Regions from separate parts of the Homo sapiens genome. Here region 1 is linked to region 2. The links are chromatin contacts, found by Hi-C or POLR2A ChIA-PET in ENCODE. All regions are on one chromosome and are shown on one strand. The core of a region is the stretch at or near the end of the contact, and the rest is flanking DNA. Distances in the headings are between cores, read along the strand shown. Region 1 overlaps ZNF516 (zinc finger protein 516). Region 2 holds the start of ZNF407-AS1 (ZNF407 antisense RNA 1).

Evidence for each region. A loop is a pair of places that touch in the nucleus more often than their neighbours do. ChIA-PET counts read pairs that join two places held with the same protein, here RNA polymerase II (POLR2A).
Region 1: a map with no recorded cell type shows a loop between it and region 2 (3-fold over the local background). The contact joins the enhancer-like site here to the promoter of ZNF407-AS1 in region 2. A Hi-C loop is called at or near these places in 1 of 37 single-sample maps with no recorded cell type. POLR2A ChIA-PET finds 5 or more read pairs at or near these places in 1 of 52 experiments (GM10248).

Annotation. Positions count from the first base shown.
Region 1 is chr18:76,474,396-76,478,524 of GRCh38, forward strand. The region is part of intron 1 of ZNF516 (zinc finger protein 516); the gene reads right to left. Among named protein-coding and RNA genes, the nearest start is that of ZNF516-AS1, 15 kb to the right of the region's middle. RefSeq lists an enhancer at 2,452-3,651. Within about 2 kb of position 2,848, at least 10 of the 41 ENCODE cell types and tissues checked have a DNase peak (open chromatin) inside an H3K27ac peak, as active enhancers do.
Region 2 is chr18:74,595,573-74,599,971 of GRCh38, forward strand. It overlaps ZNF407-AS1 (ZNF407 antisense RNA 1), which reads right to left and starts at 2,263. Exons shown (of 2, transcript NR_024484.1): 1 at 856-2,263. It overlaps ZNF407 (zinc finger protein 407), which reads left to right and starts at 2,298. Exons shown (of 9, transcript NM_017757.3): 1 at 2,298-2,365. RefSeq lists enhancers at 2,074-2,283, 3,074-3,293 and a silencer at 2,384-2,683.

The sequences.
Region 1 (4,129 bases), core at 1,598-4,097, 1.9 Mb after region 2:
ACCATGACACTAAAAATTAACAAGCAAAAACAAAAACAACACTCATAGAAGTTCAGCCATTTGGAAAATTCTAAACTCTCTGTAACAACTCCTGAAACAAAGAAGAAATCAAAGTGAAACTGCAAACTCTCTTCAAAGTACCAGTGTCAAAATTTATGGTACACAAGAAAGCTAAAATAAAATTCAATTACTTGCTACAATAATTAAAAATATTCAATTCAACCAGTAACAAAAATATAATAAAACCCTTAAATTTGAATTTTAAAGAGTAACAATAAATAAGAAAAACTACAGTAAAACTGATACACAAAATCAGTAATTGGCTCTATGATAACCCCAATGAATGAGATAAATAACTAGCTGGCCTAATCAAGAAGAAAAAAGAGGTTGGGAGGAATTAGGTCTAATAACCACAGACAGAAGGAAAATTTTAAAAAATCATACAATGTTTTTCAAACTCTAGGTTAATACACTTGTTAATATGGATGAAAAATATAATTTTCTAATAAAATCTAACTGTCCAAAATTCACTCAGGGACAAAAAAAGTAAACAGACCAATATTTAAGCAAGAAACCAGAGCTCTCTCCTCCACCTACCCAAATGTGAGAGATGAGTCAAGTCCACACCTGAAATCTTTCACACATTTTAAGAAACAACTCATATATAGGCTACCTGAATGTTTCTGTATCTGGAAAACATATGTGACGGAAGATACAAAACAAGTTACCCAAAGAGATATTTGTAACTCATCAGCAAAAGACTATTATCCCCAATAAACAAAATGTTCTTATAAATCAACAAATCATGAATAACTTCACTGGATAATGTGACGAAGTAACAGGTGATTCACAAGAGAGATAAAATGAGCAATAAACATTAAGAAATCCTCATAATCACTTACGATTTTTAAATGCAATGGTATTTTCCTCTATTAAGTTGGCCAAGACTTAAACGACTGATAATATCAAGCACTGACAAAGAGAAAGCACTGAGTTTTGCAGGGAACGTAAAATGGTACTTTATCTTTGTTGGTAAATTTGGCAGTATCTGTCAATTAAAATGCCCCTCCATCCCCAAAATTCCACCTCGGGGAACTTATCCTAGAGAAATATTCCCACAAGTGCACAAACTCGTATATTAGTAAAGTTCCCTGCACGCTAAGAGAAAGCTGATAGCAGCCCAAATGTCCAACAGGAGACAGGACAAAGAAAGGCGGCTCCACAGGGCAGCAGCCAGCTGGCACACACGGGCACCTCCTGCTGGCTGCTCACAGACCAAATCTGTGCCAGTGGGTCCATGCTCTGGCCACACTGGGCACTGGGCATCTGGAAATCACTGAGGGTGTGTACACACAACAGCACCCTACACATGCCTTAAAGCAAATACACTGAAATGTTACGCAAAATTAAAAAAAAATTAGTTGCAGAAAAACTCACAGAACATTGTACCATTTTAAATTCTTTAAAATGTATATATTTAAAGATCTTACTACATTCACCAAGCGAATGTATTTAAATGCCTAATACAGTGACTGGCATAGAGCAGGCGCTCAATAGTAGCTTCCATAAAATAAACTTACTCTCATGTTGTGAAACGTCTCACACACTTTTTCCTCAAAATGCAATTTCCTCTTTCGACTGTAAATATCTCGATGGCCAAGATGATGAAGACTTTGTCGTGTATAAACTATGCACTTTGTACTATTATCTGAAAAGAAATGGTTTAATTTGGGCAAGGAGAATGTTGCCCTAAGTATTTGGCTCTAACTAAATTACCCACACAAATTTGTGGCTGGAAAACCAAGTAATGAGTTATCTGCAGTGAGTTCCACAACCATCATCTCCTTTTATAGTATGAAAAGAAAGGTGCTAAATGTTCACACCATTTTGTGAAAAATCACCGTATATGTCTTAAAAGCAAAGTGTCTCTGTCTATCTTGATCCCCTTATACAAGATAAACAAAGAGTAAAGCCTTCAGTGCCAGTTGTCAATGTTTTATTCTGGTTCAGTAATTAAAATGGGTAGCTTCATATTAATTCCCTGGAAGAATGACATTCAGATCAATTCACTTCCCAGCAAAAAAAGTGTCCACATCCAGGAGTTGCAGGACAGGGAATAGGATTGGTCTTAGCTACTGGAATTCCTCTCATTTAAAAGTAGGACACAGTGTACATTCTAAGCTCCAACTTCAGACATCTTAAAGCATATTAAACAGTGGTCAAATGAATATGAAAGAAATTCTGCCAAGCGATTAAACGTAAGCTTGTAGTTTTGTGTCAGTTTTCCACTAACCTCCAAAACCAGTCATGGTTTGTCTAAGAAAGGGATGTTTTAATCAGAACACCTTCATTTATTGTAATACTGAGGTCCCACCTGACTAGGTGAACCGTAGGCAACTGAACAACTATAAATTTCACATGACTGGATAGAAACAGCCTAAGCTCTTGAGCCCCCCAGATGTATGCCGGTGCGGGGTGACTTGCTACGGAGGCTTAAATCACTTTCAAGAGAAGAACCCACAGATGAAATTGCACTTGTGGAGACTCAGGTGGATTTGCAAAACTCTGAAAAGAATTTTGGGCTGGTCCACTAACAAACAGTCGTCCTAAAAGTAAAGGTCTACATTTTCCCTTTATGCAGAAATATTCGTTTGCCTACATTTCCGTATGTCCAAAGCACTGTTTTTGCTGAGTCACTGGAACAGAAAAAAGATAAAACAGCACTTTTTATCCCAGCTGAGTCATATCGTTTGGACTTTGTAATTCTACTTGAATGCTAGTCGATCTTACGTTCAAAAGTCTGGTAAGTTTTCTGAACACTGATACTGCAATTCCACAAGTCAGACAGGAAACAGAATTCTAGTTTGTTTCAATATCATCTGACCTATCAAAAGAAGCATTTCAGTGACTAATATAGCAAGCACGAAAACTGACCCTCCGTGAAAGTAATAAACTTGCTGCTCTGAACATCAGATCCATAAGCAGGAGTAACAGGTAACCTGAAGTGTCACCTCCAAGAACGGGACCCAGCCCCACAATGAGGAAGCAATTTAACTCTGCCTTAGCCTTGAAAATGTGACAAAACTGAGTTGGACAGCAGTCTTGAGACACATGGGACAAAAGGCGAGATTCGTTCTGTCCGGGGAAAAACAAGGTCAGGTTTTTGTGCTTTCTTTGTGGCACTTTTAAATACACCAACAAAATGTGATTCTCTTGCAATTTTATACTTTAAATCCCCTACATTTTCCCTTCCACTTGGCTTCCAAACCACCCCACACATTCTCAAGCACTCACAAAATGACCCACTGTAAAGGGTTCCTTTTTATCTCACTGTAATTCCCAATAGCATGGGAATAAGACACAAACAACACAAAAAAACCTGCTGAAACGAAGGAATGCAAACTCATTACACTGCATTTAATTCTCATCTCCTTTAAGAAGATGCTTTAAGAAGCATCTTCTTAAAGGAGTTTGGTTTGCTTTGAGTTACTTCACTCTTCCTTCTGAGAAACAGCTTTTCTGAACCAGTATTGTTATCCATTTTTTAATTATTATATGTAAATGACCTACTTAAAAACAGCTGATGAAATACACTTTGTTCCAGATCTATTCTGAAGGGAAAAGGAGGTTATCTTTCCCACGAATGGATCTCCTAAGTGAAAAGCCCCTAACTTAAAGTGTTTTTGTAAACTCTGGTGGAGAGCAGAAAGTGTACTAACTTCTACTCCAACAACTATATTTCAGATTTTCAGGACAAATGAGAGAGTGACAGATTCATAAAGAGAGTGACAAATTCATCGATGAAGACTGCGGAGAGGAGAGGTATGTAAAACCATCATCTCAATAAAATATTCATTCTTCAACAGGAAGGGCATTTGTTGCTATTCTACCAGTACAATAATGATGTATGAAATAAATCAACTTTGTCTGGGGTTTTCACTCCAGGTATTCCTCAACCCTAAGCAAAGTTAAGAGTTTCTAGGTTTTGTAAACTTGTTTATATTGAGAGGTTGGCAAAACTAAAATGCAGCAAATTATGAAAAAAAAGGTTTAAGGTTTAATATACAATACAAATAACATCTACCTAAATGAATTATATCACAATTATCTCTTTTCTAAAATAAACAAT
Region 2 (4,399 bases), core at 1,013-3,512:
CTTTTTCCTTAGAATCAGAAAATTAGTCTTGAATGACATCTATGGACTCTCTCAGTTGGAAATGAGGTCAAACTGACTTCCTTAAGGTCCTGTCTTAGTAACTCAAAATACTCAAAATAGAACTGAAACATAAACTTAGATTTTACTTCACTGCTCAGGGGAGGAACATAAGTGTTAACTAAACCCCCAAGGTAAGAAAGGTAGCAAGATAAATCACCCAAAGATCACAGAATGCCCAATCCATATACAGAATTGTGCTATTGTTATTGTCAAGAAATTTATCACCTTGTCATACAACACCAACACTGTTGAAATAGCTATTAAAACACTGTAGGAAGTGCTAAATTTTCACATAAATTTTAAATTTCAAGTGAACTCTTTGAAGGCAGAACCCAGTTTTATCTTTTATATAACAGGCACCCAATAAATGTTGGTTAATGGAATACAAATAACATTTGCAGCTGGTCACTTGTGAGGAAATTGTTTCCCACATTTTTCTCTAGAATTTTTAATTAACTATTACTATTAAACTGAGTCTACATGATGGAAAAGCTTGACTCTGGAGTTTTAGGTTGAGTTCCACTTTTACTAGCTGTGTGATCTTGGAACAGTTTATTAGTCTTCTAAATTACTGTTCCTTACTGTGGATAAGAGAATTCATGTGGATTACAATCAGAATTAAACCAGATAATGTCTACAAAAAGTTTTCTATGAACTATTTAAAAAGGTAAGGAATTATCACTCGAATGTATTCTGATTTAAACTGAATTGTGTTCGAATTGGCCTTGAGTGACGATTTGGCCTAGAAAGCCTATCTTCAGAACATCACACACACACAAAAATCCAATTACTTACAATGATTTTTTTGAGACGGAATCTCGCTCTGTCGCCCAGGCTGGAGTGCAGTGGCGCAATCTCGGCTCACTGCAGCCTCCGCCACTGGGTTCAAGCTATTCTCCCGCCTCAGCCTCCAAGTAGCTGGAATTACAGGCTCGCACCACCATGCCTGGCTAATTTCAAATTTTTAGTAGAGACGCGGTTTCCCCAGGCTGGTCTCAAAATCCTAGCCTCAAGCAATCCACCGACTCGGCCTCCCAAAGTATTGGGATTACAGGCGTAAGCCACCCCGCCTGGCCAGTGATCTTCCTAAACAGAAATCTGATCACATAACTTCCCATTACAGAGTCTAACCCTAACCCTGTGCCTACAACATAGTCAAACCTCTTTAGCAAGGCAGATGACCTCAAGCAGGATTTCACTGCCTCTTTGTCACAGCACTTAACAAGCTGTGATGTATTTATTTTTATTCGTCTACACAGGTCTTCCCTACTAGATTCTGAGTTTCAGAAGAAAGGCCTCTAACTCGAGGTTCATGAATGGACCTGCACAAGGGGGCGGACGGGCTGAAGTCCTGCCTTTTTTTTTTTCCAAAAAACCCGTATGCTGTGCCGTTAACGTTCATAAAAAAGTCCTTGTCGAACGTTTTAAACAGCCAAGGTGTTTCAGCTTTAATAAAAGCTGAAAATTTGGCAATACCAAACAGGTCACCAAGCCACAGTCCGCTTCTTGGCCTCCTCTTTGGTATCAGAGTTCGGCTAGCGGCTTCCTGTGGCCTCTTAAACAAGGACCTCATTTTGGGAGCCATTCGAGAGATTTTTTCTCATCATCTAAAGTAGCATTCTCGCCTTGCACAGCTGAAAGTCATTTCTCGAAATCGGAGCGCCAGAAGCGACAGGAGCCACTCCAGGCCCGGGGGAAGCGAGCAAAGGGGCAGCGGGCTGCGTTTGCCAACGTAGGCCTCTCGGGTCCCGCGCCGTTCTGGGCCTTCTCCGTGTTTCCGGCGCCGCCCTCGGGGTCCCTTACAGAGGGCGGGAGGCGGGTGGAGAGACGGGGCAGGAAGCAGGCGGGATCGGCCTGGGAAGAACCCGTTCTGGGACCCTCTAGAAATCCCAGACAGCCCTCCCGGGCTGACAGCGCCTGCCTTGGAGCCCGACGCGCTCATCGAATTTAGATTGACTCCTTCGGCTCTCCGTTTTCCTTCTCTAAGGGAAGGGTGGGACTTCCTATTTTATCTCTTAGCGGCTTCCGGCAAGAGCTGATGTGTTAAAAACAAGACAGCACATGGGCCTGCCGGCCACTCGGATAAAAAACAAGGAACTCGACCTGGATTGTACTAAACCAGTTCCAAGATTCTGTTTTTCGGCTGTGGCGTCCGGCGCTGCATCCACTACGGAGTCGCCTTGGAAGCCACCGGAAGTCCTTCGACGGAGAAACAGGATGTCCCGCCTCTTCCTCCCAAAGGGAAGACGGTGAGCCGGAGGAGTCAGTCAGAGGGGCGAGCAGGAGCGATTCCGTCGCCAAACAGGTAAGTTATTCTCTGGCCGGGGCGGGGGGTTTGGAGGCGGGGACCGTCCAGCGTCAGCGCGGGGCCTGGGGGCGGTGGCTTGAGGGCTCGAAGCCGGGCGGCTGGGCGCCCAGAGCCCCGTCTGGGCCCTTCGCTCTTTCTCCTCCCCCCTCCCCCCGCCTCCGCCCCTCCCTGTCGCCTTCCTTCCCGACACCCGCCCAGACTCACGCCCGGACACACACCCTCGCTCGTTCGCTCACGCTGCCTCGCCGCCCTCCTCCCCCAGGCCCCAGCTGCCGCCCTGCCCTCTCACCCGCTCGCTCCGCAGGCCGGTCCCGCGGGCAGCCTCGCTCCGCGCCCTTGCGCGAGCGGAGCTCTTGTGGACACCTCGGGGCTGCGGACCTAGCGTGGCCTCGGTTTCCCCTGCCGGGTTCGCCTGTCCGCGCAGAAACAGTCCCCCGTTCCTTCGGGACGCACCCCTGCACCGAAATCGGGCCGTTCTCGCGTGCCCGGGTTGCTCTCAAGTGGAAAACAGATGCTCCCCTAGCTGCACAGCTGCAAGCTTTAGCGTCTGGTTTCCAGCAGGGGCTCCCTGGACCGCCCGCCCACTCTCGTGTCACCCCCAGGTGCCCTGGCTGCGCCGCTGCTACTCGCGCCTTCTTCCGTTAAGCGACGCTGGTGTGGGCGGGCGGAGGGCACACAAGTGCGGTGGCCGAAAGCACCGCGGTGGCAGCGAAGGGTCCTAGCCATTCCCGACTTCAGCTCGCTTTGCGCCACTGCGGGGAGACCCGCGGCTGCCTGACACCGCTGCGGGCAGCAGTGGGTTTCTCAGTAGATGCTCACCTCTTTCCAGCCAGCTAGCACGCCCTGGGTGCTTGGCCTCCTTCTGGAGTTTAAGCTGGTGGAGGCGGGGTGCAGTGGCCGCTGACCTCTGTCGGTTGCGCTGGGTTTTGAGTAGCCATTTATTTCATTGGGGAGTTTTGGAATAGGACATCCCACATCCGTGGACACACATGTAGAATACTTTTATAAGTAATTACAGTCTTAATAGTGATTTGAGTTACAGCTTTGCAGTCTATGCCTGGTGACATCCTAGTCGTAGTATGTATCTGTTTTGTGGTGAAGTGCTGGTCCATTTAGAACACTGTAGACAGGGGCCCTAACATATACTCATCAGAACCTTATTAAGAAGAGCTTATATGTCATTTGGCATACTCACTGTGCTTCATTTAGTACAGCAATCTTGTGTAGTAGGAATTATTCCCTTTTTACAAACTGAGACTCACTTTGCTATATACAAAATTACTGCTACTGGTACAAGGTAAAGCTTTCTTCTTGCGTGACATGTAAGGCAGGTGTGATAATTGCTCACAACACAGTTGCTACTGGTGCATTTTTTTTTAAACTTTATTTCGGAATAAATTAAGATTTACAGAAAAGTTGCAAACAATAGGACAGTTCCATTGGTACCTTTTAAGCAGAGCAAAGTGGCTCCACTTCAAAAACACTGGTTCTTGCTTTATGCCAAACACCCTTCTAGGTGTTGGAAATAGTAATATACTTCCCTAGAGGATTTTGAGATCTGGTTGAATAGACACATAAATAAATATATATAATACCTTTTTCTGCTTACTAAAATAGAGATGTGGGAGCACAGTGGAAGTTACGGCTGATTGATGGTGGGGAGTGGTGAAAGCTTCTTGCAGGATATGTGATTTGAGATAGGTCTCAAGGACTAGTGGGTATTCACCTGGTTGAAGGGACATTTTCCCCAACATTCATTCCGATTAGGTTTGTTTTATTAGAGTAGAACTCGCTAATCTTAATAAAATATACTCTCCTAGTTTGATTCTTCTCTTTCTCATCTCCTTTAAGAAGGTGGTTTGTATCCCAGATAGTGAGAAGAAGCCTAGTTTCTAAATCTATGAATAGGCGAATAAATTAAGCTGTATGTTTCTAATTGATAGTTGTGACTCTTTCGACTGTAGTTGAGATTGGTTTTTTAGGAATGCACTGTGGTCCTCCACTGAGCGTTTTCCTTGCTTTCCAACTCTG